Linked DNA regions of Homo sapiens: region 1 is linked to region 2. Evidence: read pairs that join two places in POLR2A ChIA-PET (ENCODE). Cell type or tissue: PC-3. All regions are shown on one strand. Links, peaks and the distances in the headings refer to the core of each region. The heading gives the core; the rest is flanking DNA. Region 1 overlaps KSR2 (kinase suppressor of ras 2). Region 2 overlaps KSR2 (kinase suppressor of ras 2).

What was found. Peaks named below come from ENCODE experiments on the same cell type or tissue, not always from the same donor. Only the 100,000 strongest peaks of a DNase experiment are listed, where the experiment ranks them.
Region 1: POLR2A ChIA-PET joins it to region 2 with 6 read pairs; 2 of 35 experiments call an interaction of 5 or more read pairs at or near these places.

The regions. Positions count from the first base shown.
Region 1 is chr12:117,776,632-117,792,836 of GRCh38, forward strand. The region is part of intron 3 of KSR2 (kinase suppressor of ras 2); the gene reads right to left. Among named protein-coding and RNA genes, the nearest start is that of KSR2, 180 kb to the right of the region's middle. In PC-3, for the core only: no CTCF peak of the experiment used is centred there; no DNase peak of the experiment used is centred there.
Region 2 is chr12:117,615,944-117,632,148 of GRCh38, forward strand. All of the region lies in intron 5 of KSR2 (kinase suppressor of ras 2), which reads right to left. Among named protein-coding and RNA genes, the nearest start is that of NOS1, 260 kb to the left of the region's middle. RefSeq lists enhancers at 12,544-13,044, 13,045-13,545. In PC-3, for the core only: no CTCF peak of the experiment used is centred there; DNase peaks (open chromatin) are centred at 6,318 and 7,018; H3K27ac peaks cover 649 bases.

The sequences.
Region 1 (16,205 bases), core at 4,641-12,640, 160 kb after region 2:
GCTGTCATCTCACTACAGCCCTAAACAACCTAATATGGATGTTAGGGCAGGGTCAAAGGCACAATACCCTGAACATCAGGATTCCCGGGTTCCACGGTGGCTTGGGCACACACAGCTCTGAGGATCTCATCTCAATTCTTCACCTTGGGGAGGCTTCCCCACCCACCTCCATCCCAGCTACTCTCTCATTCCTCCTCCTGTTTCATTTCCTCATGACCCTTACCACTCAGTGGAACTGTTTTGTTATACAATCAGTTCTTGTTATTTGTGGCAATTGTGTTCTCTTCCATAAAGTCACTGCAAATACTGAATTGGCAAATGCTGAACCATTGCGACTAGGAGAGATATGTGGTTAGGTTCCTGCGAGCCTCTGGTCATCTTATCATCCACTCATCCACACATAACCCTGTTTTAGGTGTGTTCCTGTTTCAAGACACTGTATTTAATATATATATTTTATATATATATATATATATACACACACACACCATATATATATACACTATATTATATATATATATATACACACCATACATATATACACTATATATATATATATATAGTTGATTCATTAACATTGAGCTCACAGCCCACAGCACTGTCACTCAAACCTAAACCAAGAATATCTAACACAGGTATTTTCTCCATAAGGCACAGCACACACAGCCTTCTTATTCTAAGGAACACTAGACAGCAGTTCAGCGCTATGCTTTGGGGCCATTGTAAACAGCAAAATCACCCACACAAAGTACAAACAAAATGTGAAAAACTTAGCATTCAGTTTAAGACCACAGAAAGGACACTGCTTACACCATGAGAGCTGAAATGAGAGGGCAGAATGCTGCCCTGTTCAACCTCAGGGGTTGTGCACATCAGGCGACTCAAAGTTTTTTACCACTCTGCAAATGCAAGTATTGATTTAAGGGTTACAAATACATTTTAGCCCGTAGGCAAATTCACAAATACAGAATCCACAAATAATGAGGATCGACTGTTGTTATCCGTTTATCATCCATCTTTCCCACTGGAATATAAGCTCTAAGAAGGCAGAGCCCTGGACTCACCTTCTCACTACTGTATCACCCACTGCCTTGCAATAAATAAATATTAATTTTTGGCCAGGTGCAGTGGCTCAAAATGCTGTCATCCCAGCATTTTGGAGGTTGAGGCTGGTGGATCACTTGCGCCCAGGAGTTTGAGGCCAGCCTGGGCAACACAGCAAAAACCCCATCTCTACTAAAAATATGAAAAATTAGCAGGGTATGGTGGCATGCACCTGTAGTCCCAGCGACTTGGGTGGCTGAGGTGGGAGGATTGCTTGAGCCTGCGAGATCAAGGCTGCAGTAAGCCATGATTGTGGTACTGTACTTCAGCCTGGGTGTCAGAGTGAGACTCTGTCTCAAAAAAATATTAAAATAAATATAATTTTTTGTCTCAATGCACAAATTATATGTTGCTTTAATAAATATTTGTGGAATGAAACAATTCTTCTTTACTTTTTTTGAGATGAAGTCTCTCTCTGTTGTCCAAGCACCATCTCAGCTGACTGCAACCTCCACCTCCTGGCTCATGCCTTAGCCTCCCAAGTAGCTGGGATTACAGGTGTGAACCACCATGCCCAGCTAATTTTTGTATTTTTAGTAGAGATGGGGTTTCACCACATTGGCCAGGCCGGTCTCAAACTCCTGACCTCAGGTGATCTGCCCGCCTCGGCCTCTCATAGTGCTGGGATTACAGGAGTGAGCTACTGCACCCGGCCGAAACAATCCTTGAACAGTCATAAATTAAAGCTGCCATGATGGATAACAGTATTGGTATCATGCACCTTGAATTCAGGCAAGAAATTAAGTGGGAGACAACTCGCTATAGTCAAAATTCTATTCATGCATAGGGCTACCCTAGATGGATAGTCTTGAGAAATGAAGGCCTGGTGACCAGAAGAAAGGGTGGAAGGTCGTCCTTATCTTGATCCTGCCTCTTCTGGCTCTGCATCCTCTGAGAAACAGCTGTGCCTCCACCAGCTGGGAAGAATGGGCTCTCTCATGGGCCTCTGAGGGAGGGAGAAGGAGGTGAGAAGCTTAGGAGGCCCATCCAGCTCAGGCTGGCTCCCACGCATGCTTGCACAAGAGAGTCCACACCAGGAAAGCCACATTAGAGAGGGATGACCTCTGAGACGCTCCTAATTCCAGAACCCTTTGTTGTTCTATTGCTCTGCCTCCCTTGAGTGACAGGCATTATATTAGTTTTATAACCTCTTGTGTTGGCAAATTCAAGAAAGCTAAAAGTAGCATTCGATGACCTTATGTGCTGCAAGGTGCCCTATTTTTATCTCCCAACAACTGACTTGGGGCGCAGGTTTTCCAAATCCCTTTGGCTTTCCCCTCCCTGTGCAGATTCAGTGGGGCCAGCACCTGCCCCGGTTTCCCTCCCAATTTCCCTCTGCAAAGACAGTGCTTATGAAGCCTTCAGAGCCAGGTGTGCCAGGAGGTCAATTTGCTCAGGTTATCCACATAGTCTTGACCTAGAGGCAGAGAGAAATGTGGATACTTCTAAGAGAAAGGTGCTGTGTAAACGTCTATCAACCTTTTTAACTCCTCTTAACTAAGGCAGACAACTGCATGGGCACCAGGGGGCTTTTCCAAGACATCTAGATTTAATACCTGCCAACATAACTTCTTGCCACAGCATGTAGAACTCAGCAGGGCCAGTGAGCTGGGTTTGAATCCCAGCTCCACTACTTACTAGCTGTGTGACTTGGGGTAAATTTCTTAACCTCTCTGAACTTCAGTTCATGCATCTAAAAAGGGAATAATAAAAGTACCCTCTTCTTAGGGTGAACATGAAAAACCAAGCAAGCAGTGGGCCTGCTATCTTTGTTACTATTTGATATGGTGTGGCTCTATGTCCCCACTCAACTCTCATCTCGAATTGTAATCCCCACGTGTCAAGGGAGGGACCTGGTGGGAGGTGATTGGATCATGGAGTCGGCTTCCCCTGTGCTGTTCTCATGATAGTGAGTGAGTTCTCATGAGATCTGATGCTTTAAAAGTGTTTAGCAGTTTCTCCTGTCCTCTCTCTTTCCTGCCGCCTTGTGAAGGTACTTGCTTCTCCTTTGCCTTCTGCCATGATTGTAAGTTTCCTGAGGCCTCCCCAGCCATGCAGAACTATAAGTCAATTAAACTCTTTCCTTTATAAATTACCCAGTCTTGAGTATTTCTTTATAGTGGTGTGAAAACAGACAAACACACTATCGTTGCTATCATTAGTAGTAATTCTCTTCCCTTCCCCAGGCAGAATGTGTGCATGCATCTTTTGATCAGACACCTACTTATACACCAGGTACTTTGATCTGAAGATGCACAGTCTCTCCATCCACACAGAATTCACACCCTACCCAGCAGGTTACGAAAACATATCATGAAAAAAGTAATACAGCTCATTAATAATTTTTACATGGATTACAAGTTGAAATGATCATATTTTGGAAATATTGGGTTAAATAAAATATATTGTAAAAATTAATGTCATTCCTCAAAAAGTTAAACACACAATGAGCAATTGGCAATTCTACTCCTAGGTCGATACCCAAAAGAATTGAAAGAAGGGACTTAAACAGATATTTATACACCAATGTTCAGAGTAGCATTATTCACGATAGCCAAAAGCTGGAAACAGCTCAGTGCCCACTGATGGATGAATAAATAAACAAAATGTGATATATCCATATAGCAGATTATTATTCAACCTTAAAAAGTAAGGAAGTTCTGATACATGTTACAACATGGATTAACCTTGAAAACCATATGCTAAATGAAATATGCCAGACACAAAAGGACAAATAGTGTATATTTCCACTTACATAAGGTATCTAGATGATGCAAATTTATAAAGACAGAAGGAAGAATAGGGGTTACCAGGGGCTGAGATTACTTAATGGCCATGGAGTTTCTGTTTGGGATTATGAAAAAGCTCTGAAGATGGATGGTGGTGATGATTATACAACCTTGTGAACATGTTTAATGCCACTAAACTGTACACTTAAAAATTGTTAAAATGGTAAACTTTGGTGTGTTTTCCTACAATAAAAAATTAATGTTGGCTGATTTTTTAATGTTTTTAAATGTAACCACTAGGAAATTTTAAATTACATACATGGTTCCCATGATCTTTCTCTTGGACATACAATGTCTAGCACACATCTGGAAGAAGAGATGGGCGCTAAACAAGGAATCACATCTCACAATGTCATAAAGGTTGTTGCAATGTAACCCAGAGCTGAGGGTTACGGAGAGGTTTCCTTAAGGAAGAACATTTGCACTGGGGTCTTGATATGCTTTGGCTGTGACCCCACCCAAATCTCACTGAATTGTAGCTTCCATAGTTCCCACGTATTGTGGGAGAGACCCAGTGAGAGGTAATTAAATCATGGGGGCAAGTATTTCCCATACTGTTCTCATGGCAGTGAAAAAGTCTCACAAGATCTGATGGTTTTATAAATGGGAGTTCCCCTGCACACGCTCTCTCTTGCCCACTGCCATGTAAAAAGTCCCTTTGCTTTTCCTTCGTCTTCCGCCATGATCGTGAGGCCTCCCAGTCATGTGGAATTGTGAGTCAATTAAACCTCATTCCTTTATAAATTACCCAGTCTCAGGTATGTCTTTATTAGCAGCGTGAGAACAGACTAATACAGGTCTGGAGGATGAGTGGCGGTTCATTAAGCAAAGAAAGAGGGACAAGTGTCCCAGCCAGAACCAGTCTGTCCAAAGATGTGATCCACCGGAGGAGGCTCAGAGTGGCAGAGGAGGTAGAGTGCAGATGATGGGGAGAGGGAAGGGGGAAAGTGAGGCAGAGAAGAGGTGGACAAGTCAAAGTGGAGAGCTGAGGATTTATCCAGAGGACAGTGCCATGTGCAATGTCATGGCACCAATGATCACCCCTCACGAACCAAACCCACTGCATTTGAGTTGTAAACTTGTCTGTGTCTTCAACTGGACGATGAATTCCTGATGCTCAGGGACCATGTCTTGGTATCTTCCATATCCTCAAACCATCTGAGCCCCTGGCACAAAATTTACACCAATAAATATTTTACTGGCTTGACCTAAGGAAGCCAACACAAATGAGTCCCCCTAGCAGTTAACCCTCCCTGGCACCCAGCCTGCCTCTGGAGCCCAAACGTCAGGTTGACAATGCTTCCAAAGGATATCTCTAAAAGGAGATGCTGCCGAACCCAGAGATAAAGAACAAATGCAAAACTAAAAATATCCCTGCAGGTCTAAACAATAATTAAACCGTTGAAACTGATAAAAAATCATCGGGTAAAGTGGAACTAAGCATGTTTAGATACTAGCAACAGAGATGTTCATGCTTAACATCGTTCCACCCCTAGTTACCAACCCTGTAGGGCAGTCTGATGCTGGGAGATAGGGTAGCAAATTCGAATTGTTCTGTTGATTATTCTTTCCACATGTCTTTATTGAGTGCATACTATGGAGCAGGTACTTTCTTTTGAGATGCTAGAAGCCTTGGTCAGCTTCTGGCCAATAGTATCTGGACCAGAACTCCCCTCCTGTATCTAGAGTAACTCCTCTCATACTGCAGCTGAATATCTTATTATCAAATGTTAATGAGGAAACTAACAGGTTTTTTTGAGACAGGGTCTCACTCTGTTGCCCAGGCTGGAGTGCAGTGGCACAATCATGGCTCACTGCAGCCTCAACCTTGTAGGCTCAACCGATCCTCCCACCTTGGTCTCCCGAGTAGCTAGGACTATAGGCGTGCACCACTACACTTAGCTAATCTTTTTTATTTTTTGTAGACACAGGGTTTTGCCATGTTGCTCAGGCTGGTCTCAAACTCCTGGACTCAAGTGATCCATCCACCTTGGCCTCCCAAAGTGTTGGGATTACAAGCGTGAGCCACTGTACCCAACCAGAAACAAATATTTTTAAAGTATCTACTATGTGCCACGAACTATGCTAGACATTTTGCGAGTACCACCTCATTGTAATTCTCACAGCAACACTGTGGGGTAGACTCTATTCTTCACAAAGTATATATGAGATTCTAGGGGTCTGTGTTTTACATGTTTTAAGCTACAAACCTCCTAAGTGAAAAAGCCAAAATTTGAACCCAGAGTTCCTCTTATTTCTCGATAAGGGAGAAGTGAGAAAAGTTCAACTTGAGCAAGAAAAAGAAGAAAACAGGAAAGGCTGTAGGGTAAGAATGGGACCAGGACATCTAGACCCCTCCGCCCCACATAGCAACATCCTGTGGGTAGAATGGGGGACTACACATAATAATCGCAAAAAATGCTCATGGGTTTCTAAAAGAAACAACAAAGTAAGATCCATGGTGTTTAAGGATAAAAATGGTTTCACCAAGGACTGAACTTAATAAATATTTACTGAGCCCTACCCTATGTCAATTGCTTTGCTGTCAGCATTCAATATCCAAGGAAAAAATAAAAATGACAATGATCATGATCACCCTTTTTTGGAAAGTGTACCGTGTGCCCAACACTATTCTAAATATTATATGTATATTACCTAATTCAACCCTTACAACGGCACTACAAGGTAGTTATTAATATTTTCTTGATTTCATGGATGAAGGACAAGGTGGATGTAGCCCCTGACCCCAAGGGTCCCATAGTGGAATAGGGGAGATAAGGCAAGCAAGGAAACAGCCTCTGCATCATGTCAACGCATTGAGCAAGGTGCCAAGTAGCACGACAACAGCAATCGGGTGAGGGCTTAGATCCTGATTCACTTATCAGAGCCTCTGTTTCCTCATCTGTAAAATGGGGATAGTGTCACCCACCTCATAGGATTGTTTTGAGGGTCTAGTGATTTTATACTTAAAAAATACCCATCCCAGTTTTGGCTCTGGCCATGATAGAGCAAGCCCACCAAAGCCTATCTTTCCCAAAAATTCTGGGAAAAAAAATGGAAAAGGCAACAACCTGAGGATTCCTACAAGTCAATGACAGCAGGTGGGTAGGGCAGGGGAGTCCACATCTGAAGCATGGCCATTATGGCGGTGGTGAGTTTCCTTCATCTGTCAGTTTTGGCCAAAAGTTGGCAGGATTTAGGAACTGTGCTTTGGAAATGAGGAGTAAACACTTCAGAGTATCCCATATTTCTGGCCAGAGGACCAGGAAAGGAAGATCTGTGAGTAGGAGAGTATGGGCAGAATCCTTGGGGTTTTTATGTGTGTGTGTCTTTTTTCTATCCCAGCCATGTCCCAAAATCAGCCCAGACACAAAACTGCACTCATATGACACAGAAACAGCACAGGCACCAAAGCCCCCAAAAGATATCCCATTCCTTTGGACTGAGAAGCTCAGAATAGAGGCCAATGTTATGTGAATAAGGTAAGGAAGAGTACATGAGAATTTTTTTTAATTTTTTAATAATTTTAACTTTTGTTACGGATTCATGGGTACATGTGCAGGTTTGTTACAGGGGTATATTGTGTGATGCTCAGGTTTGGGGTATGAATAATCCCCATCACTCAGTGATATGGCTTGGCTGTGTCCCCACCCAAATCTCACCTTGAATTGTCATAATCCCTACATGTCAAGGCCAGGGCCAGGTGGAGATGATTGAATCATGGGGGCAGTTTCCCCCATACTGTGTCTCATGGTAGTGAGTAAGTCTCACGAGATCTGATGGTTTTATAAATGGGAGTTCCCCTGCACAAGCTCTCTTGCCTGCCACCATGTAAGACGTCCCTTTGCTCTTCCTTCCTCTTCTGCCATGATTGTGAGGCCTCCCCAGCCACGTGGAACAGTGAGTCCATTAAACCTCTTTCCTTTATAAACTACCCAGTCTCACGTATGTCTTTATTAGCAGCACGAGAACAGGCTAATACAGTCAGGTAATTAGCACAGTACCAAATAGGGAGTTGTTCAGCACTTGCTCCCTCCCACTCTCTCCCATCTAGTGGTCCCCAGTGTCTGCTATTTGCATCATCTTTAAGTCCATTGCACCCATGGGTTTTTTTCTCTCTCTTTTCTCTCACCACTTTACCGCCAATGAGAAGGCCAGTCATTCAGATCTGTGCAACAAGACAAGAGGCTAAAACTCTAACAGAACCCTATCTTTTTGGCCAAAAGAACTGGAGAAAGAGGCCCCTGAAAGCCAGATAATGTGCAAGTTATCTCCAAAAGAAAAGAACTGGAGGAGAGCCCTAATCTGTGTGTGAAATGCTGCCCACACTTGGAATAAACCCTAAGAAGCATGGCAAAGGCTTTAGGAACTCAACTGGCATTGGAGCACCACCTATAGAAGACAAGACAGCACCGACAGTCTGACTCTAACCAGACTACTGACTGCTTAAGAAAAACAAAACAAGCAAACCAAAAATCAATATTCTCCAGAAGGAAACCCAGAGTCTCACAAAAATATTCAAAATCTCCAGGAGATACTCCAAAATTGCGTGATATGCCAAAGACCAGGAAAATCCTGACCAATTTTCAAACGCAAAAGCAATCAACAGGCTGGGCATGATGGCTCACGCCTGTAATCCCAGCCCTTTGGGAGGCCAAGGCAGGTGGATCACCTGAGGTCAGGAGTTTGAGACCAGCCTGACCAATATGGTGAAACCCCATCTCTACTAAAAATACAAAAATTAGCTGGGCATGGTGGCGGGTGCCTGTAGTCCCAGCTACTTGGGAGGTTAAGACAGGAGAATTGCTTGAACCCGGGAGGTGAAGGTTGCAGTGAGCCAAGATCCTGCCACTGCGCTACAGCCTGGGCAACAGAGTGAGACTCCATCTCAAAAAAAAAAAAAAAAAAAAAAAAAAAAAGCAATCAATAGGTAGCAACACTGAGATGAGCCAGATATTAGAATTACCAGACATAAACTTTAAAGCAGGCATTATGACCATGCTCCATAAGATAAAGGTAACCACTCTTGAAATGAAAAGATAGCAATTTTCATAGAGAAACAGAAGCTATTAAAAAATAACCAAATGAAAATTTTGGAATCGAAAAATACACTATCCAAAATTCATTGGAAAATGTTCTCATTTACTGGATGAGCTCAATATCAAAACGGAGATGACAAAGGAAAGAGTCAGTGAATGTGAAGTTAGGTGAATAGAAATTATCAAATCCAAAGAACAGAGAGGAAAAAAGATTGATTTCTTTAAAAAAGCCCCAAGGAGCAATTAGAGAATATCAAAAGATCTAACATTCAAAAGATCTAACTGGAGAATTAAGAAGGATTGGTGCAGAATAAAAACAACAAAAAACAAAACAAAACTCTTAAAGACATAATGGCTGAAAATTCCCAAATTTTGTGAAAAACATAAATTCACAAATTCTAAAAGCTCAGCAAACCCCACATAGGATAAACTCAAAGAAAACCACGCCTAGGCACATCATAATCAAACTGTTGAAAGCCAAAGAAAATCTTGAAAGCGGCCATTAAAAAAACAATAATGATGCATTATAGATAAAAGGACAACAACTTGAATGACAGGAGATTTCTTATCAAGACTATGAAAGACAAGTTACTAGAACATCTTTTTTTTTGCAGATAAATTTTGACATTTATTCCATTTTAACAACATTTAAGAAAGAAGTATATTTTTTCAATCGTATTTTCCACTTTTTACTAAGCAGGCATTCAAGCTGTCCCACTCACTCATATATTACCCATGATACTAACATATTTTTTATTTTTTTTATTTTTTAAACTTTTATTTTAGGTTCAGTGGTACATGTGCAGATTTGATGTATAGGTAAACTTGTGTCATGGGAGTTTGTTGTACAGATTATTTCACCACCCAAGTACTAAGCTTAGTACTCAATAGTTCTTTTTTCTCATCCTCTCCCTCCTCCCACCCTCCACCCTTAAGCAGACCCTAGTATCTATTTAGAACAACATCTTTTGGCTGGGCATGATGGCTCACGGCTGTAATCCCAGCACTTTGGGAGGCCGAGGCAGGCAGATCCCCTGAGCTCAGGAGTTTGAGACAAGCCTAGCCAACATGGTGAAACTCCGTCTCTACTAAAAATACAAAAATTAACTGGGCGTGGTGGTGGGTGCCTGTAATCCCAGTTACTCAGGAGGCTGAGGCAGGAGAATCACATGCACCCAGGAAGCGGAGAATGCAGTGAAACGAGATCGCACCATTGCACTCCAGCCTGGGCAACAAGAGTGAAACTCACTGAGGTCGGGAGTTCGAGACCAGCCTGATCAACATGGAGAAACCCTGTCTCTACTAAAAATACAAAATTGGCCAGGCGTGGTGTTGCAAGCCTGTAATCCCAGCTACTCGGGAGGCTGAGGCAGGAGAATCGCTTGAACCCAGGAGGTGGAGGTTGCCGTGAGCCAAGATCACGCCACTGCACTGCAGCCTGGGTAACAAGAGCAAAACTCCATCTCAAAAAAAAAAAAAATTATGTATATCAGCTCTCAGCTCAAACATCAAGCTTCCTTCCTAGACCATCTCATCTGAATTTGTCCCTACCCCACTACTCTCTGCCACTGCCTGTCCACTCAGCACAAGTTTAAAGTGTGTATTTATGTGTTTATATGATCATTGCTCTTCTCCCTTAGAGACTGTAAGGTCTGTGCAGATCAGTTTGGTCTTGTTCAGTCTTGGCTCTGTAGCATCTTGTGGGATACCAGGCACAGAATGGATACTCAAATGTGCATGGAATGAATGAGTAAATGGGTAAATGAGAGATAAGAAGAAAGCCAGTAGGCCAGGAGCAGTGGCCCACATCTGTAATCCCAGCATTTTGGGAGGCCACGGCGGGCGGATCATCTGACGTCAGGAGTTTGAGATGGGCCTGGCCAAGATGGTGAAACTCCGCCTCTACTACAGATACAAAAATTAGCCGAGCACAGCGGCACATGCCTGTAATCCCAGCTACTCGGGAGGCTGAGGCAGGAGAATTGCTTGAACCCAGGAGGCAGAAGTTGCAGTGAGCCGACACTGCGCCACTGCACTCCAGCCTTGGCAACAGAGCGAGACTCCATCTCAAAAAAAAAAGAAAGCCAGTTAATTGGTTGGTCAAAGCAAAGTGCAAATATAGTTTAGGAGTGGAAGGGTAAGTAAACCACGTGGCTAGGCACAAGAAGGAGCTTTCAGATGAGCAAAACCACTGGACTCACCAAAGCAGACTAACCAGAAAGACTGTGTGATCTCCCCCAGATCTTTATTAACAGGATGAACTGCCATCTGTCTCAGATAGATGAAGTAGAGATAAACTACACCACACCAGAAAATTCTTGAGATACCTTTCAACTCAATAATAAACATTTGCTCTTTGTAATCACTCTTTGAAACTGTACGTGGGAAATAAGCAATTTTAAAGAAGCAATTTCTAAATACTTCACTAGCTAAAAAAGTCAGACCATGTCTATGGGATGGGAACCAGAAAGGAGAAGTCTTGGAAAGAGATGGAGAATGAACAGCTGTCTTCCTGCTGCTGTCAGGCAGAAGGTGAATTAGACTTGTTCTAGGAGGTTCCAGGACTCAGAGGTAAAACCAAGAGGAAATTAAAGGAAAACAGATTTAGCTTACTGTAAGGCAAATGCTAATAGTTACCAAGATCTCCTCTGAAACAAAAGAAATGAATGACTTCATAAGGTCAGCAACTCCCTGTATCTAGAAGACTTGGAGGAAAGGCTGAATAACCAGAAATTTACAGAAGGTAACTTCAAATTGTCCACTTGCTGGGAGATTGGACTAGATCTGTGTTTTCCAAACTGTACCATGGGATATGAGTCCTGAAAGGAAATCTGAAAAAGACTGCATGCTATAACCCTCCCCTGGAGATTAAAAAAGCACATTAGCATATTATAAGCTTTGAAAAATCCTGCAGGTAGGACTTGAGCTCCAATGTTGTACAGAACACTTTTTTTTTGAGACAGAGTCTCACTCCATTGCCCAGGCGGGAGTGCAGTGGCATGATCTCAGCTCACGGCAACCTCTGCCTCCCAGGTTTAAGCATTTCTCCTGCCTCAGCCTACCAAGTAGCTGGGATTACAGGTGCGTATGACCACGCCTGGCTTTTTTGTTTGTTTGTTTTGTATTTTTAGTTGAGACAGTGTTTCACCATGTTGGCCAGGCTGGTCTCAAAATCCTGACTTCAAATGATCCACCTGCCTTGGCCTCCCAAAGTGCTGGGATTATAGGTGTGAGCCACATTGCCCGGCCTCCAGAACACATTTCAAATGACCTGGACTAGAAGACAAAGCTGATCTTCTCAAGTTGAATATTCTATGATTCTCTCTCCATTAAAAAGGAAGCTCTAGGCTAGTGGATCTCAAACTTGAGCATGTATCTGAATTCCCTGGAGAGCTTATTAAAACAACGTTAGGCTCCACCCCTAAGTTTCCCATACCTGGGATCTGGGGTGAAGTCTGAAATTTTGCATTTGCAACAAGTTCTCAGGGGTTGCTGTTGCTGCTGGTCCAGTGATCTCACTTTGCAATTTGTCTAGACTTGGAGATTAAGAACGTTCAGGGTTTGAAAAACTTGAAGTTGCTAAACTTCGTACATCTCACTGCAAATTAGTCTCCAAGCACCTATAATTCTGACCTTTTCTTCTCACTCCGTAAAATGGTAGGTGGATGCCTTCTGTAAGGCAAAAGAGAAATCTGATCCTTAATGAAGTAGATACAGTCTGCAAAGCCCTCTCCTGTCAGTAATTGTGACCAGAGAAGACCCAGGTGGCGTTATTAGGGGAGGCTGCATGGAGCCAGCCTTGCTCAGACCTTTCAGATTCGAATTCAGGCACATACTTACTTTTCCCCCAGGCATCCTCTGAGATGCTTCCACCTCTGTTGCCTCATGTATCCACCAGGGAAAACTTACTAGGCAGCTACCACGATTCCCTTTTAACTGGTGGCAAAACTGAGGCTCAGAGAAGCAAAGGATGTTGGCCAAGGTCACACGGTAGAAAGAAACAGAGCTGGGGTTTGAACCCAGATCATTTAAGCCCACGTTTGGATCTTTTTCTTAATATGACTCTTCCTGCCACCTTGCATGCTGGCCTCTTTCCTATCCTTCAGTCCCTCCCTATCCCTCACATTGGTCAAAACGTAATGCTTGAGGGAAGCCCCTCCCCTCCACCAATTCCTCCTATAAGCAATTCTATTTAGTTGCACAAAGCACTACTGAGTGTCAGGTACCTGGAGATACAGCAGGGAACAAAACAGACAAGGTCCCCATCCCTGCTGAGTACACAGCAAAATTAGGTAAACAGACAACTCATAAAGCCTGCAAAGTATTGTCCACACACACACACACAGCATGTCTTGCTGGTCAGAAGGGTTTCTGGGAGGAGATGACGTTTTTGCTAAATCTTAGAGGTATCTGGAGGAAGACACGCTGGACCCTAGACCAATGCCCTGGGCTGACGCTTCCACCGTCACACCTGGACCCCTGCCAAGGTCCCAAGCTTCCCCAACTCCATACATAGCACTGCCTTCCACTCCACTGCATGGGACCAAAACATAAGAGTTGTGAGCCCAAATATCTGAGACAGGTCTCAACCAATTTAGAAAGTGTATTTTGCCAAGGTTAAGGACGTGCCTGTGACACAGCCTCAGGAGGTCCTGATGACATGTGCCCAAGGTGGTCAGGATACAGATTTTGCTTTTATGTATTTCAGGGAGGCAGGAGACATCAATCAGCATGTGTAAGAGGTACATTGGCTCAGTCCAGAAAGGTGGGACAACTAGAGGCAAGGGGCAGGTAGATGACAGACAAAAGGTTGCATTCTTTTGAGTTCTTGATCAGCCTTCCACTAAATACACAATTCAGTCTGGCTCCGTGAATCTGCATTTTTACCTAAACAATAGGGCAGAGGAAGCAATCAGATATGCATTTGTCTCAAGCAAGCAGAGGGATGACTTTCTGTCCCGCACCTGTGAATATCAGCTACCCATTTACATTGCCAGGGTGAAATTCAACAGAACTGTTTTAGGGGAAAGATCTTGTGGGCCACAAGGAACAAACTGTGAGAGAAGTATGTCGCTTTTTAATCTTTGTAGCTATCTTATTTTGGAATAAAATGGCAGGCAGGTTTGCCAGCTTGACTTTTGCCTTAGCTTAGTGCTTCTGGTAGCCCATGGTTTATTTTCCCTTCACGGAGTCATCCTTGATAAATCTCCTTCCTCCCACCCCACAGTAAGACCCATCCACACTACCTCTGTGCACATTCCTGGAATCCATCTATTCTGTCCATCAGCACTGCTGTGACCCAGTCCCAAATACCCTCACCTCACACCTGGACAACTGCAGCAGCCTCCCAACTGGTCTCTCTGACTCCCCTCTAGCTCCTCTCTAACCCATTTGACTAGAACAATGGATGTTTTGCAATCATGTATCAGACCTTCACTCCCCTCCTATCAACCTTAATGGCTCCCTATTCCCTTAGAATCCAAATTCTTGCTAATTGCCTACAATTCTCTCCCTAATCAGAGCATAGCCCACATCTCTCCCACCTCACCCACCTCTACCCTTCCCCAACTCTCATCTCCTGCCACACTGATCTTCCTTCTTTCCTTTATGCCCACCAGCTCACCCCAGGGCCTTGTCACTTGTTGCTTCCTATCTGCAAAGCTCTTCCTCCAGATCCTTCAGGAGCTTGCTTCCTGTCACACCGATCCTTAGCCTACATGTCACCTTCTCAAAGAAGCCTCCCTTGACCTCCCAGTCACTCCCGATTATATCAAAGATGTATTCTTTTTCACAGCCCTGAGTCATTCTCTGATATTTTCCAGTTTATTCATTTACTATCTGTCTCCCCCAACTGGAATATAAGCTTCTTAAAAGCAGAAACTTTGTCTATCTTGTTTATTGCCTAGAATGGAGTTTGTTACATTATAATGGATCCTCGAATATTTACTGAGTGAATGAATGAATGGCAAAAAAATAAAAATAAAAATAGCTCAGTGTGATTGGAACAACCAGTCTGTGGAAATGACACTGAGGGGTTTTCAGCCAAGGAGTGACATGATGAGAGGTGCTTTCTAGAAAGGTCACTCTGGCTGCTGGAGGAGGTGGGAGGGGAGCAGAGGCATATACCAACTTGAAGGACATTTGAATGGGACATGGTGATGAGTGAGACACACAGGAGGCTGAGGAACGGAGGCATCAGCGATCAAAAACTCCACTGCAGTTCATCCTACACTGCCCAGATCCATGGATTGTGTTGCAACCGATATCAACATTTTAATTCACCAACTAAACGTACTCTGTGTATTTTAGAACCAGAAACTTCTCTTCTACTTCTCTCCCCATATTTCTCTCTACTCCCAAAAAACAGATTGCACAGCACTATGCCCACAATGAGTGCCCACTGCATAAATACATGGAGCTTCTAGAAGGTGAAAGATCTGACATTCCCTCTGTAAGATGCAAAGGGAGCAATGATAAAGCATTGCGGTTTTGGCCAAGCGCAGTGGCTCATGCCTGTAATCCCAGCACTTTGAGAGGCTGAGGCAGGTAGATCGCTTGAGCTCAGGAGTTTTGAGACTAGCCCGGACAACATGGTGAGACACAGTCTCTACAAAAAAAAAAATAAATAAAAATTATCTGGGCATGGTGGTGTGTGCCTGTCCTGTAGTCCAGCTACTCGAGGGGGCTGAGGCAGGAGGATTGCTTAAGCCCGGGAGGTCGAGGCTGCAGTGAGCTGAGATCGTGCCATTGCACTCCAGCCTGGTTGACAGAGTGAGACACTGTCTTTAAAAAAAAAAAGAAGAAGAAGAAGAATTGCAGTTCTGGAGTCAGACAGACCTGCTTACGCTACATGCAACACCTGGGCACGCTGGTTAGCTTTTGGGCCTCAACATCTTCATCTGTGAAACAGGGATATTGGGAGCCTCTATCTCAGAGGATTCTCGCAAAATTACAAGGGATCCTACATGCAAAGTGTTCAGCACTGTGCCAGGCACAGAGTAAGCCCACAAGGGCTATTATTAGGAACCTCAGTCACTTAAATCAAATCAGCAGCCTCTCCCAGCCCCGCGGCCCCTGCCCTCTGCCTCTGTCCCTGTGTCTGAATCATCCTACTCCCTTTCCCTGTCTTGACTGCTGGTTGGCTGCTATTTCTCCAGACCTGGGATATGTCATAATGTGATTGATGCACCCAATCATAAAAATAACCAGTTATTTTGATGTGGGGTGCGTCATCCCTAAAAATAACTGAGAACTGTGGAAGTGAAGACACCAA
Region 2 (16,205 bases), core at 2,873-10,872:
GAAGTTCGAGACCACCCTGGGCAATATGGTGAAACCCCACCACTACAAAAAAACACAAAACTTAGCTAGGTGTGGTGGCACACGCCCATAGTCCCAGATACTTGGGGGGCTGAGGTGGGAGGAGGATTGCTTGATCCTGAGAGGTTGAGGCTGCAGTGAGCCATAATCATGCCACCCACTGCACTTTAGCCTGGGTGACAGAGTGAGACCCTGTCTCGAAAAAAAAAAAAAACAGATTTTAAAAAGAAGGAACTTTTAGTGCCTAGTAAATTGAAAATATTTTTATAAATATTTAAATAATGATGACTCAATCAATCAATTTGGAAAAAAAGAGAAGAAAAAGATCAGCAAAAGTCACTATAAGTAGCTGTCCAGCCCACAAGGCCTATGAGGAATTGCGTTTTCTCCATTCACATATTTGAGAGTTTAAGTTATTTCGCATGGCTGTTCAATAACTAAATAACTTCAGAAGGCTACAGAACTTGGGATGCTGGGTTCCTATGCCTGCTCTTTTCTCTGGAGATGTGAGGCACCATCCAGATATCCCTTCCAAGTACCTGCCCTTGACTAAAGAAAACAGCCTTGCCCAAAATCACTCTCTCCTTGGGGTCAGCCCACTACTAAATACTGGTCAGTGAGGTCATATAAAGACCTGTGCCTTTTGTCCCAATTCAGAACAACTCTGCATTGCCAGCTCAGCTCCTGAGCACACTGTGAGGTTGGATGAGGTCTTTACTGAGACTGTATCACAGCCCAACTTCTCCTTCTGCCCAACCTTGCTTCCTTTACTCCCCTTGTTGTTGATTCCAACAGTGTTCCCTAACAACCTTCTGATATGCTCATTTCTTTCTCAGATTCTGCTTCCTAGGAAACAACTTGAAATATCTGGCAATTCTTGGATAGAAAGCCAGGCTCCATGATTCATCTTTTTATTCTTCCTTCTCTCCTTGCTTTCTTTCATTCTTTTGTTCATTCATTCATTCATATGTGCATTAATGTAATGAACAAAAGCTAGGAGCCCTGCATTAACCAGAAATTCATTTCAAGGCACTGGGTTTAGCAGTTTTATGAAGATGTTTGTGGATGTGGTTTCCTTTGCATTCATCTTGTTTGGGGTTCAAGGCACTCCTTGAAGCCAAAGCTTGATGTCTTTTGTCTCTTTTGGAAAATTCTTGATCACTATCTCTTCAAATTTTGCTTCTCTTCCTTCTTCCTCTCCTCTCCCTCTGGAATCTCAATCAAAAAGACCTTTTCAATGGGTCCTATATGAGTTGCACACATTCTTTTCAGTATTTTCCATCTTTCCCTCTACTTTTTGTTTCAATCTGGGTATTTTCTTCTAATCCTTCCGCTAGTTCACTAATTCTCTCTTCAAGTGTGTCTGATCTTCTATTAAACCCACGTATTGAATTCTTCATTTCAGTTTTTGAATTTTTCAGTTCTGAAATATTCATTTGACTTTTTTATAATTTCTAGATCTCTGCTGTAATTCTCTATCTAGTCATCTAATGTCTTATATATCTTAATCATATTAATTAAAGTTCATGTCTTATAATAAAATACAGCAATTAAAAATAACAAACTACTGATAAATACAACAACATGGATGTATTTCAACAGCATAATGCTGAATGAAAGAAGCCAGATGCAAAAGAGTATATACTGTATGAAGCAATTTATATGAAATTCCAGAAAATGTAAAGTAATCTATAGTGATAGAAGACAGATAAGTAGTTGATGGGTCTAGGAGGATGAAGTGATTGCACAGGGAATGAGAGAACATTTTGAGGTGATTAGAAGTTCTGTTTCTTCATTGTGGTAGCATTTATAAACGTGTATGCACGTGCCAAAACTTATCCAACTATATATGAGTATAATTTACTATACCTCAATAGTGTTGCTTTAAAAAACCCAGATTAAACCTAGACGAGTTGAGGAGATAGCTCCCAATTCTGGAAAATCCCAGAACACAAGAATTAAGAATAAATTAAATTATGATAAAAGAAGATCAAGTCCATGTTTAATAAACTCAAATATCTGGATCTCTTCAGGGTCTGATTTTTGCTCCTGGTTTTCAGTCATGTCATTTTATGTCCTAATATTTCTGGTAACTTTTTATTGAATTCTTAAAATTGGGCATAAAAATTTGAGGAGATAATTTGTGTTTCTGGATGATGTTATCTTTCTCCACAGAGGATTTAAATTTTCCTTCTGGCAAGCAGTTAGAAAAGAGGAAAATAACACTAATTCAATCAAGGATTGAGCAGATTTGATACTGGACTTCATTTTTATAAGCACTGGTCTATTTCTAGTTTACCCTTACTCTCAGAGTGTAGCCCCTCAGAGTCCCTACTGGACACATTGATATTTACCAAGGTCCCCTTCTGCTTGATGGAACTTGAGCACCAACATTTGTCCCTCAGCAACATGACATGCAGGAAGTTCTATTCAGCTTCTTAGTCTCTCAGCCGCCATTTTGGAATTAGCAAGTATCTTGAGAGGAAATGCAGTATTGAACTTTGGGCTCTTTCCTCTGTGCCTCCTTTCTTTCTGGAGTCATGGCCTGATATGGTTTGGCTGTGCCCCACCCCCCAAATCTCATCTTGAATTGTAGCTCCCATAATTCCCTCATGTTGTGGGAGGGACCCAGTAGGAGATAATTGAATCATGGGGTTGGCTTCCCCCATACTGTTCTCATGGTAGTGAATAAGTCTCATAAGATCTGATGGTTTTATAAGGGAAAACCCCTTTCATTTGGTTCTCTCATTCTCTCTTGTCTGCCACCATGTAAGAATGTAAGACGTGCCCTTCACCTTCCACCGTGATTGTGAGGCCTCCCCAGCCACATGGAACTATGAGTCCATTAAACCTCTTTTTCTTTAGAAATCACTCAGTCTCGGATATGTCTTTATCAGCAGCATGAAAACGGACTAATACGTGGCCACACTCAAGCCCTCACTTCCTTGGTAGCTTGATAATACCTTCAAACATTTTTAAAAATATATTTTATCCAGCTTTTCCAGTTATTCTTGGTAGGAGGATTGGTCTACAGCAAAACAACTCACCATTTCTGGAAGCAGAAATTTCTGCAGGACCCTAGGGGGACACAGATCCAAAGATAACTCCCACCTTCAAGAAACCTTCTAGGAGACCTTGAGAATTACTACAATGCTGTCTGCTAGATGGGCAGGCTACCAACCTGGTGCAATAGCTCTTTCCTGGCAACATTTCTTGTGTGCAGTCAGCCACAGGAAACAGTCAATTTTCTTTTTTTTTTTTTATTCTACTTTAAGTTTTAGGGTACATGTGCACAACGTGCCAGTTAGTTACATATGTATACATGTGCCATGTTGGTGTGCTGCACCCAGTAACTCATCATTTAACATTAGGTATATCTCCAAATGCTATCCCTCCCCTCTCCCTCCACCCCACAACAGGCCCCAGTGTGTGATGTTCCCCTTCCTGTGTGCATGTGTTCTCATCGTTCAAGTCCCACCTATAAGTGAGAACATGTGGTGTTTGGTTATTTGTCCTTGCGATAGTTTGCTGAGAATGATGGCTTCCATCTTCATCCATGTCCCTACAAAGGACATGAATTCATCATTTTTTATGGCTGCATAGTATTCCACGGTGTATATGTGCCACATTTTCTTAATCCAGTCTATCATTGTTGGACATTTGGGACATACTGTATATGTGAGTGTTGTTATTAGTATTTTTAACATTAATTTTCAATGTTAAAAATACTAATAACAACACACACATATACAGTATGTCACAATGCCTTATATGAGGCCAATTAATCATCTCATGTGAGCCTCAAAATTGATACTTTTTATAAAGACAGCTTTATTGAAGTATGATGTACATATAAAATTCACTCATTTTAAGTGCACAATTCAATCATTTTTAGTAAACTTGCAGAAATGTGACCATCATCAAAATCCAATTCTAGAACATGTCCATCTCCCCAAGAAGACACTTTGCACAAAAGTTACTCACTATTCCCAACTCTAGCCCCAGACAACCATTAATCTACTATCTGTCTCCATATATTTGCCTTTGCTGGATATTTCAAACAAACGAAACCCTACAGTGTGTGGTCTTTTACATCTGCCTTCTTTAATTTATCATAGTTGATCTTTAATGTAGGTATTATTAGCCTCACTTTAGAGATGAGAAAATGGAGAATTGGAGAGATTAAAAGACTTGCCTGAGGTTAATCAGCTGGTGAAAGATAAGGACACCAAGATCTGAACCCACGTCTAAAAGCTTTTTCTCCCTACAAAACCACCTTCATCATATGTGAGCTTCCTGGGAGTCAGAGTCATATTCCATGGGCTCCTAGACCCTGGGTGGTGAGCAAAGGGTCTGCCCCATTGTGGATATACAGGAGTTATTTGTTAAACTGAAACAAATTTATCCTATATTAGTTCCTGCTTCTATCTCAATTCACCATCCCCAAACACCATTCTGAGTGACCTCCTGTTGCCTGCCATTAGTTGATGTTTGCTTAGGGACCACACATTTGTGTTATGGCTGACAGAAGAAAAACACAAAGGAAACAAAAAGAAATACAGACATTATGGAAGTACATGCAGCACAAATAGTTTGTGAGTTTACCACTATTGAAGCTTATGCACTCTAGAGCTCCCAGTGAGCAGATATCTGTGCCCTGATAGAGATGAATTAGGTTTCTCCCTAGCTCCAATATCAGCAGCAAAGACTGGAAGAGTGAACTCATTCTCTGCTTACATGGCTCAAATGTAGGTCAAGACACTTCTCTGTGAGCTGTGACCAATAACCAATGTGTGGGTATTTATCATTCTTCTTTTTTTCTGATTACGCCATTCCTAGTTATCATGACTTAGACTTAACAATAAGTTCTGGGAAAGCAGGGAGAGACCATTCTAGTCATATTTCATTGATTCTGCTTATATATTCACTACATACATACAAAACAAAACCTAAACATGTAGTAAGCCCCTTCCATCTGTAAATTACTGTGGGAATATTAGAGGATATATAATCTGAGTCTCCACTTCTAAGGAATTTTATTATTGAATTTGGAGGCAGTTGATATGGTTTGGCTCTGTGTCCCCACCCAAATCTCATCTCGAATTGTAATCCCCACGTGTCAAGAGGGGAAAATTACTGGATTATCGGGGTGGTTTCCTCCATACTGTTCATGATAGCAAATGAATTCTCATGAGATCTGATGGTTTTATAAATGGTAGTTTTTCCTGTGCTTTCACATGCTCTCTCTTACCTGCCACCATGTAAGACATGCCTGCTTCCCCTTCCACCATAACTAAGTTTCCTGAGGCTTCCCCAGCCATGCAGAGCTGTGAGTCAATTAAACCTCTTTTCTTTATAAATTATCCAGCCTCTGGCAGTTATTTACAGCAGTGTGAAAATGGAATAATACAGCAGTAGAGAAGAAAGATTAAAAGCACAGGATCTGGAATGATTTTGGCTGACTCCACGACTTACTAGCTGCATTCACATAGGCAGGTTAGTTAACCTCTCTGTGCCTCAGTCTCCTCATCAGTAGCATGAGGATAAATATAGTATGTGCTTCATAGGGTTGTTACAAGGATTTAAATGATATAGGCATGAAAAGGGGCTGGTACAGAGCAAGAATTTAGTGATTGCATCCACATATAAATGCATGTCATCAACACAGACCTCCTCTTGTAATTTAGTTAATGGTATTATACCAATGCCATTTTCTTGTTCAGGTAATATATAGTGATGATGTAAGACAATATCATTGGAAGAAACTAAGTGAAGAGTACATAGGAACTCTATACTATTTTTGCAACTTCTTGTGAGCCCAAAATTATTTCAAAATAAAACATATTTTTAAAAATTTCAAAACCAAATATAAAAATAATAATCATAATGCAGACCTTCTCCCCACAAGCCAACCTCTACCACTGTCTCCTACAGCTCCATGCTGTAGCTGCACAACAAAAATTTGCAAAGGATGAAAGATAAAGGGACCATCCACATTCCATGGGCACCTTATGGATGCATTTGCACATCCTATTACATTAACTTAGGGAGCTAAGGAATAATCTCAGTGAGCACATGAAAGTTATGTAACTGCTTTGACCTCACAAGCAGGATGGCAACAGTTGGCAAACTCTTGATGGGGCAGTTGATGGGAGAATTTGAGACCATTTTCATCAGTGACTCCCAATGTGACTTTAGGCATATCTCTACATCTCTCTGCACTTCTATATTTTTTTTTTGTTTAAGTATGGTGGAAAACTGCCTAATCCTCTTGGGAATCCAGGATTTGGAATGTGATTCACTCAGGATTAAATCATCATTTCCTGCATCTTATTTTACATAATTCAAGAACTCAGAGAGTCAACACTGTTGAAATTTACAATCAGCCTTCACAGACTCTGTACTCAAAACATCTGCAAAGCAAAAGAAAGAGTCTATCTCAGAGAACCTCTTTGATAAGACAATAAAAGTTACTTTATTCAACTGGCATCTTATTCTCAATGAGCCTATTTGTGCAATTTGAGTGTTGTGCAATTTAGTTATCAAGGTTTTTTTTTTCCTGTCCCTGGAAGACAAGGTCAAGCAGGATGTGCATGTTAACACCTTCCACTGACTTAAACAAAGGTAACACCAGATCTAACCCACACTGGTTGGAGAGATTCTCCACACAAAATCTTGTGGAGAGATTTTGCTGCACAAAACTTCCAGATCCACTCTGTGCCATAAAGCTTCAATTCAATGGGATTTCCAGCATCTTGAATTGTTTAGAAATGTCATTTACTCCACTTTTAGGAATAAGAAGAGATAATTTCCCAAACCCATCCAAGCTGTTACACACTCAATAGATATTTCTTGAACCTCTTTTATGTTCCATATATGGTGCTGAATGCAAGAAATATAAGAAGAAAGCATGAATACTGCCCTCTTGGAATGCATTGTTGGGTCTGGGAGAAAGACAAATAGCCCTAAAATTATAGCATATTGAGGTAGGCATGCACTCCAATGGAGGAAGTTTAAGGTAGTGACTCAAAGCACAGGTATTAACAGTCAGAGCTGACATGAAAACCAGACTCTGCCAGCTGCTGGTATGAGGCTCAGAGGAAGCTACCCCACCTCTTTGAGCCTCATTTTCCTCTGCTTTAAATTTCATAATGCAAATTTGATAATGTGCTTCGCACATGGTAGATACCAATGAACACTCAGAGGTGAATACCAGTTAAATTCCATAACAATATCTCACATTTATACATTTACTTATTTATGCCTTTGGGTTTTTTTTAATTATTATACTTTAAGTTCTAGGGTACATGTGCACAACATGCAGGTTTGATACATAGGTATACATGTGACTTGTTGGTTTGCTGCACCCATCAACTCATCATTTACATTAGGTATTTCTCCTAATGCTATCCCTCCCCCAGCCCCGCACCCCGATAGGCCCCAGTGTGTGATGTTCCCTCCCTGTGTCCAAGTGATCTCATTGGTCAGGTCCTGCCTATGAGTGAGAACATACAGTGTTTGGTTTTCTGTCCTTGTGACTAGTTTGCTGAGAATGATGGTTTCCAGCTTAATCCATGTCCCTGCAAAGGACATGAACTCATCCTTTTTTATGGCTGCATAGTATTCCATGGTGTATATGTGCCACATTTGCTTAATCCAGTCTATCATTGATGGACATTTGGGTTGGTTCCAAGTCTTTGCTATTGTGAATAGTGCCACAATAAACATACATGTGCATGTGTCTTTATAGTAGCATGATTTATAATCCTTTGGGTATATACCCAGTAATGGGATTGCTGGGTCAAATGGTAATTCTAGTTCTAGATCCTTGAGGAATCGCCACACTGTCTTCCACAATGGTTGAACTAATTTTCTCTCCCACCAACAGTGTAAAAGCGTTCCTATTTCTCCACATCCTCTCTAGCATCTGTTGTTTCCTGACTTTCTAATGACTGCCATTCTAACTGGTGTGAGATGGTATCTCATTGTGGTTTTGATTTGCATTTCTCTGATGGCCAGTGATGATGAGCATTTTTTCATGTGTCTGTTGGTTGCATAGATGTCTTCTTTTGAGAAGTGTCTGTTTATATCCTTTGCCCACTTTTTGATGGGGTTGTTTTTTCTTGTAAATTTGTTTGAGCTCTTTGTAGATTCTGGATATTAGCCCTTTGTCAGATGGGTAGATTGCAAAAATTTTCTCCCATTTTGTAGGTTGCCTGTTCACTCTGATGGTAGTTTCTTTTGCTGTGCAGAAGCTCTTTAGCTTAATTAGATCCCATTTGTCTATTTTGGCTTTTGTTGCCATTGCTTTTGGTGTTTTAGTCACGAAGTCCTTGCCCATGCCTATGTCCTGAATGTATTGCCTAGGTTTTCTTCTAGGGTTTTTATGGTTTTAGGTCTAACATTTAAGTCTTTAATCCATCTTGAATTAATTTTTGTATAAGGTGTAAGGGATCCAGTTTCAGCTTTCTACATATGGCTAGCCAGTTTTCCCAGCACCATTTATTAAGTACGGAATACTTTCCCCATTTCTTATTTTTGTCAGGTTTGTCAAAGATTAGATGGTTATAGATGTGTAGTGTTATTTCTGAGACCTGTCCCACTGGTGTATCTCTCTGTTTTGGTACCAGTACCATGCTGTTTTGGTTACTGTAGCCTTGTAGGATAGCTTAAAGTCAGGTAGCGTGATGCCTCCAGCTTTGTTCTTTTGGCTTAGGATTGTCTTGGCAATGCAGGCCATTTTTTGGTTCCATATGAACCTTAAAGTAGTTTTTTCCAATTCTGTGAAGAAAGTCATTGGTAGCTTGATGGGGATGGCATTGAATCTTTGGGCAGCATGGCCATTTTCATGATATTGATTCTTCCTATCCATGAGCATGGAATATTCTTCCATTTGTTTGTGTCATCTTTTATTTCACTGAGCAGTGGTTTATAGTTCTCCTTGAAGAGGTCCTTCACATCCGTTGTAAGTTGGATTCCTAGGTATTTTATTCTCTTTGTAGCAATTGTGAATGGGAGTTCATTCATGATTTGGCTCTCCGTTTGTCTGTTAATGGTGTATAGGAATGCTTGTGATTTTTGCACGTTGATTTTGTATCCTGAGACTTTGCTGAGGTGGATTATCAGCTTAGGAGATTTTGGGCTGAGGCGATGGGGTTTTCTAATATACAATCATGTCATCTGCAAACACGGACAATTTGACTTCCTCATTTCCTAATTGAATACCCTTTATTTCTTTCTCTTGCCTAATTGCTCTGGCCAGAACTTCCAACACTATGTTGAATAGAAGTGGTGAGAGAGGGCATCCCTGACTTGTGCCAGTTTTCAAAGGGAATGCTTCCAGTTTTTGCCCACTCAGTATGATATTGGCTGTGGGTTTGTCATAAATAGCTCTTATTATTTTGAGATACGTCCCATCATTACCTAGTTTATTGAGAGTTTTTAGCATGAAGGGCTGTTGAATTTTGTCAAAGGCCTTTTCTACATCTATTGAGATAATCATGTGGTTTTTGTCATGGGTTCTGCTTATGTGATGGATTGCATTTATTGATTTGCATATGTTGAACCAGCCTCACATCTCCGGGATGAAGCCGACTTAATCGTGGTGGACAAGCTTTTTGATGTGCTGCTGGATTTGGTTTGCCAGTATTTTATTGAGGATTTTCGCATTGATGTTCATCAGGGATATTGGTCTAAAATTTTCTTTTTTTGTTGTGTCTCTGCCAGGCTTTGGTATCAGGATGATGTTGGCCTCATAAAATGAGTTAGGGAGGATTCCCTCTTTTTCTATTGATTGGAATAGTTTCAGAAGGAATGGTACCAGCTCATCTTTGTACCTCTAGCAGAATTTGGCTGTGAATCCATCTGGTCCTGGACTTTTTTGGTTGGTAGGCTATTAATTATTGCCTCAATTTCAGAGCCTGTTATTAGTCTATTCAGAGATTCAATTTCTTCCTGGTTTAGACTTGGGAGGGTATATGTGTCCAGGAATTTATCCATTTCTTCTAGATTTCCTAGTTTATTTGCGTAGAGGTGTTTATAATATTCTCTGATGGTAGTTTGTATTTCTGTGGGATCGGTGGTGATATCCCCTTTATCACTTTTTTATTGCATCTATTTGATTCTTCTCTCTTTTCTTCTTTATTAGTCTTGCTAGCAGTCTATCTATTTTGTTGATCTTTTCAAAAAACCAGCTCCTAGATTCACTGATTTTTTTGACGGGTTTTTTGTGTCTCTATCTCTTTCAGTTCTGCTCTGATCTTAGTTATTTCTTGTCTTCTGCTAGCTTTTGAATTTGTTTACTCGTGCTTCTCTAGTTCTTTTAATTGTGATGTTGGGGTGTTGATTTTAGATCTTTCCTGCTTTCTCTTGTGGGCATTTAGTGCTATAAATTTCCCTCTACACATTGCTTTAAATGTGTCCCAGAGATTCTGGTACCTTGTGTCTTTGTTCTCATTGGTTTCAAAGAACATCTTTATTTCTGCCTTCATTTTGTTATCTACCCAGTAGTCATTCAGGAGCAAGTTGTTCAGTTTCCATGTAGTTGTGCAGTTTTGAGTGAGTTTCTTAATCCTGAGTTCTAATTTGATTGCACTGTCGTCTGAGAGACAGTTTGTTGTGATTTCTGTTCTTTTACATTTGCTAAGGAGTGCTTTACTTCCAATTATGTGATCAATTTTAGAATAAGTGCGATGTGGTGCTGAGAAGAATGTATACTCTGTTGATTTGGGGTGGAGAGTTATGAAGATGTCTATTTGGCCTGCTTGTTGCAGATCTGAGTTCAGGTCCTGGATATCCTTGGTAACCTTCTGTCTCATTGATCTGCCTAATATTGACAGTGGGGTGTTACAGTCTCCCATTATTATTGTGTGGGAACCTAAGTCTCTTTGTAGGTCTCTAAGGACTTGCTTTATGAATCTAGGTGCTCCTGTATTGGGTGCATATAAATTTAGGATAGTTAGCTCTTCTTGTTAAATTGATCCCTTTACCATTATGTAATGGGCTTCTTTTGATCTTTGTTGGTTTAAAGTCTGTTTTATCAGAAACCAGGATTGCAACCCCTGCTTTTTTTTTTTGCTTTCCATTTGCTTGGTAGATCTTCCTCCATCCCTTTATTTTGAGCCTATGTGCGTCTTTACACGTGATATGGGTCTCCTGAATACAGCACACTGATGGGTCTTGACTCTTTATCCAATTTGCCAGTCTGTGTCTTTTAATTGGGGCATTTAGCCCATTTACATTTAAGGTTAATATTGTTATGTGTGAATTTGATCCTGTCATTATGATGTTCACTGGTTATTTTGCCCATTAATTGATGTAGTTTCTTCCTAGCATTAGTGGTCTTTATAATTTGGCATGTTTTTGCAGTGGCTGGTACCAGTTACTTCTTTCCATGTTTAGTGCTTCCTTCAGGAACTCTTGTAAGGCAGGCCTGGTGGTGACAAAATCTCTCAGCATTTACTTGTCCGTAAAGGATTTTATTTCTCCTTCACTTATGAAGTCTAGTTTGGCTGGATATGAAATTCTGGGTTGAAAATTCTTTTCTTTAAGAATGTTGAACATTGGCCCCCACTCTCTTCTGGCTTGTAGGGTTTCTGCTGAGAGATCCACTGTTAGTCTGATGGGCTTCCCTTTGTGGGTAACCTGACCTTTCTCTCTGGCTGCCCTTAACACTTTTTCCTTCATTTCAACCTTGGTGAATCTGACAATTATGTGTCTTGGGGTTGCCCTTCTCAAGGAGTATCTTTGTGGTGTTCTCTGTGTTTCCTGAATTTGAATGTTGGCCTGCCTTGCTATGTTGGAGAAGTTCTCCTGGATAATATACTGAAGAGTGTTTTCCAACTTGGTTCCATTCTCTGCATCACTCTCAGGTACACCAATCAAACGTAGATTTGGTCTATTCACATAGTCCCATATTTCTTGGAGGCTTTGTTCATTTCTTTTTACTCTTTTTTCTCTAACCTTGTTTTCTTGCTTTATTTCATTAATTTGATCTTCAATCACTGATACCCTTTCTTCCACTTGATCGAATCAGCTATTGAAGTTTGTGCACGCGTCACGAAGTTCTCGTGCCATGGTTTTCAGCTCCATCAGGTCATTTAAGGTCTTCTCTATGCTGTTTATTCTAGTTAGCCATTCATCTAATCTTTTTTCAAGGTTTTTAGCTTCCTTGTGGTGGATTCGAACATCCTCCTTTAGCTCAGAGTTTATTACTGACCTTCTGAAGCCTACTTCTGTTAACTCGTCAAAGTCATTCTCTGTCCAGCTTTGTTCCGTTGCTGGTGAGGAGCTGCAATCCTTTGGAGGAGAAGAGGCGCTCTGATTTTTAGAATTTTCAGCTTTTCTGCTCTGGTTTCTCCCCATCTTTGTGGTTTTATCTACCTTTGGTCTTTGGTGTTGGTGACCTACAGATGGGGTTTTGGTGTAGATGACCTTTTTGTTGATGTTTATGCTATTCCTTTCTGTTTTTTAGTTTTCCTTCTAATAGTCAGGTCCCTCAGCTGCAGGTCTGTTGGAGTTTGCTAGAGTTCTACTCCAGACCCTGTTTGCCTGGGTATCACCAGCAGAGGCTGCAGAACAGCAAATATTGCTGCCTGATCCTTCCTCTGGAAGCTTCGTCCCAGAGGGGGAGCCACCTATATGAGATGTCTGTTGTCCCCTACTGGGAGGTGCCTCCCAGTTAGGCTACACGGGAGTCAGGGACCCACTTGAGGAGGCAGTCTGTCTGTTCTCAGAGCTCAAACGCCATGCTGGGAGAACCACCGCTCTCTTCAGAGCTGTCAGACAGGGACATTTAAGTCTGCAGGAGTTGTCTGCTGCCTTTTGTTCAGCTACGCCCTGCCCACAGAGGTGGAGTCTAGAGGCAGTAGGCCTTGTTGAGCTGCTGTGGGCTCCGCCCAGTTCGAGCTTCCCAGCTGCTTTGTTTACCTACTCAAGCTTTAGCAATGGTGGCTGCCCCTCCCCTAGCCAGGCTGCTGTCTGGCAGATCGATCTCGGACTGCTGCGCTAGCAGTGAGCAAGGCTCCATGGGCATGGGAGCCACCAAGCCAGGCATGGGAGAGAATCACCTTGTCTGCCAGTTGCTAAGACCTTGGGAAAAGCACAGTATTTGGGTGGGAGTGTCCTGTTTTTCCAGGTAGTCTGTCATGGCTTCCCTTGGCTAGGAAAGGGAAATCCCCCAACCCCATGCGCTTCCCAGGTGAGTTGATGACCCGCACTGCTTTGGCTCACCCTCCATGGGCTGTGCCCACTGTCCAACCAGTCCCAATGAGATGAACCAGGTACCTCATTTGGAAATGTAGAAATCACCGTCTTCTGCGTCGATCATGCTGGGAGCTGCAGACCAGAGCTGTTCCTATTTGGCCATCTTGGAATGCTTTCTATGCCTTTGGTTTATGTCAGAATATACTTAAAACTGCTTACATTCATACATTACAGAAAAAAAAGGTGTTTTTTGTGGTCTAATGAGAAAACTGGACAAGAAGGAAACAAGAGTAAGAAAAACATGTGAAACCAAACGGGAGAAAAGAACACAAAATCTATGCTGACAATTGCAATAAGTTGGTCACAGATTTGATTTTGAGTTTCCTCGTGATCACAGCAAAAAGGAAAACACAGCAGTTATCTGACTCAGTCACTAGTTCCATAATCTGCAAAACAAGAGTGCATGAGAATCAGAACTCTTCCTGTTCCTGACATCAGAAATAAATTACTCCTATATGTCCTCAATAGGACACTAGTTACTATAGCAATCAACATCCTCAACAACTCTTGGAATTGTCTTAAAATGTCCTTTAATTGATAGTGAAGAATATAAGAACCAATGTGTAAGTCTGTGGAAGTAGTTCAATGAGAAGTTAAAATAATGCAGCTCTGGCATCACCCAAAGACTAATTCTGGCATAACAAGAAGAGTTGTACATATCCTCCATAAAGTCTACTCCCATCATTCAACCTTTAGCAAAACAAGCAACAGCAAGTCCCCTACCAAGTGGCCTGCCAGCAGCTTTACCAAGGATGCTGCCATCTGCTTTGTTGTTCAGCCTGCTGGACTCATGCAGAAGTGGGTCATGGGAGTGCTCATGGACAGGCCAACAGGACCATTCTCAAGTGGCTTTGGATTCCTTCCCCCGCAGAGGAAGAAGAAAAATCCCTGGGGTCTAAGGAACAGGTGTTGCACATGCCTAATGTCCTCCCACTAGCGACGTCTCTCAGCAGCCCAGTGATTCTCATTTGCGGAAACACTTATCTACCAAACTGCAGGCCAACAGATGACACATACTGTAGGTGCTCGATGCTCAATTGTGTTCTAGGCAGAGAGAACAGCATGTGCAAAAGCCCTGGGGTTGAAGACAATATGGTGGTATGAAGAATGCCAGTAGGGGAGGAAAGGAAGAAAATGTGTGTGTGTGTGTGCATGTGTATGTGTGTGTGCACATGTGTGTGCATGTGTAAAGGAAGAGGGGTTGGAAGGTTGGGGGAGATATGGTACAAAATGAAGCTGGAGATGTAGGCACTAGTGCACACAGAGCCTAGTGTGCCAAGGACTGAGTTTTGTACAGCCATGGAAGGATTATAAACAGGGGCTACCTGATCGGATTTGCCTTTTCAAAGATCTCGTTGTCTGCAGAGTGGGGAATGAATTGGAAGAAGGCAAAGGGAAACGAGGAGTTAGGAGACTGTGGGCGGTGGTGATGGTTCTGACCCAGCAGTGGAAAGGTGGATGGAGAGAAGTGATTTGAGAGCTAATTAGGAAATGCAAATTGGCAGAGGGTAGGGACGCAAGGTTCTCTGGGAGTTGCAGTCATTGAATGGATGAAAGAGATTGGGACCAATGAGTGGTACCAATGAGTGGTATTGATGGGTAGAGAAACTGGGGACCGGGGTTACATCTTCTGCAAAAAGCAGGAACCCTGCTGATAAAGGACAATGGTACTGTTTCCTGTGGGTATAGATTCTCCAAAGACCTGAGGATTCACAATCCAAGCCAATGAGCTCTGTGAGAAGTAAAAATGCTCCCCAGGCTGACAAGAGACGGGCTGTAGAATAAGATTCTCAGTAAATATTTGTTGAGTAAGCCAGGCGTGCTGGCTCACACCCATAGTCCCAACACTTTGGGAGGCTGAGGCCAGGAGCTCAAGACCAGCCTGGGAAACAGTGAAACTCTGTCTCTACAAGAAAACTTTTTTAAATTAGCCAGGCATAGTGGCCTGTACCTGTAATCCCAGCTACTTGAGAGGTTGAAATGGGAGGATCACTTGAGCCCAGGTGTTTGAGGCTGCAGCAAGCTATGATCACTCCACTGTACTCCAGCCTGGGCAACAGAGTGAGATTCTGCCTCTAAATAAAGAAATAAATAAAAATTTGTTGAGTGATTAAATGACTCCTGGCTGAGTCGGGAGCTGCTAGAGAGATGCAATTTTAAAACAGCAAGCCTATATGATGGCCTGACCTCCTGTAACTACTTCTGTGCTTGAAAAATATCTTAGACTTTTATTTTATGACTAAACAACAATTTCATGATTCTTCTTTGTGATTATCATAAATCTAGGTCTTTTATTTCTCCATCAGAGAAACAATCTTGACTTTTATCTACATTTTTCATGCCTAATTATTTTTCTTCATCAATATTCCAATATGCTAAATATTATGATAATATAGCTAGATAATCTTTAGTTGGTTCCTTTTCAAGCATACCAAGAGTTCATTAACAACCAGAATCCAAATGAAACCCCAGTGTTTGTCATGTACTGATCAATAGGAAGAATCGAGTGACTTGAGGGTAAAGCAGGGATAATTACCATTATTTATCAAATGAAATAATACACAAAAAGTACTTTTAAACCAAAAGCAGTATGCAATATGTGAGCTGTTATTATCATTCATTAAACAAAATTGCAAAGCATAGAGTCCCCATAAAACATTTATTTTGAGCAGCAACAAGTTCCTGGTATACCCACAAAAATAAACTAGTTGCAAATATATTACTGGTATCAGGATGGAGTAATACAGTACAAAAGACCATTAACTAAAAGTCAGAAATATAGGAAGTCATCTGCCAAAATTCTGACTATTTTTTCATAGCTGTCCAGGAACATTTAATTTTGGCTAGAATTATTAATAGGAGAGGCTAGTTGTCTATTAAGACCATTCTCAATTTACAGCAGTAAACTACATTATTCAACAACT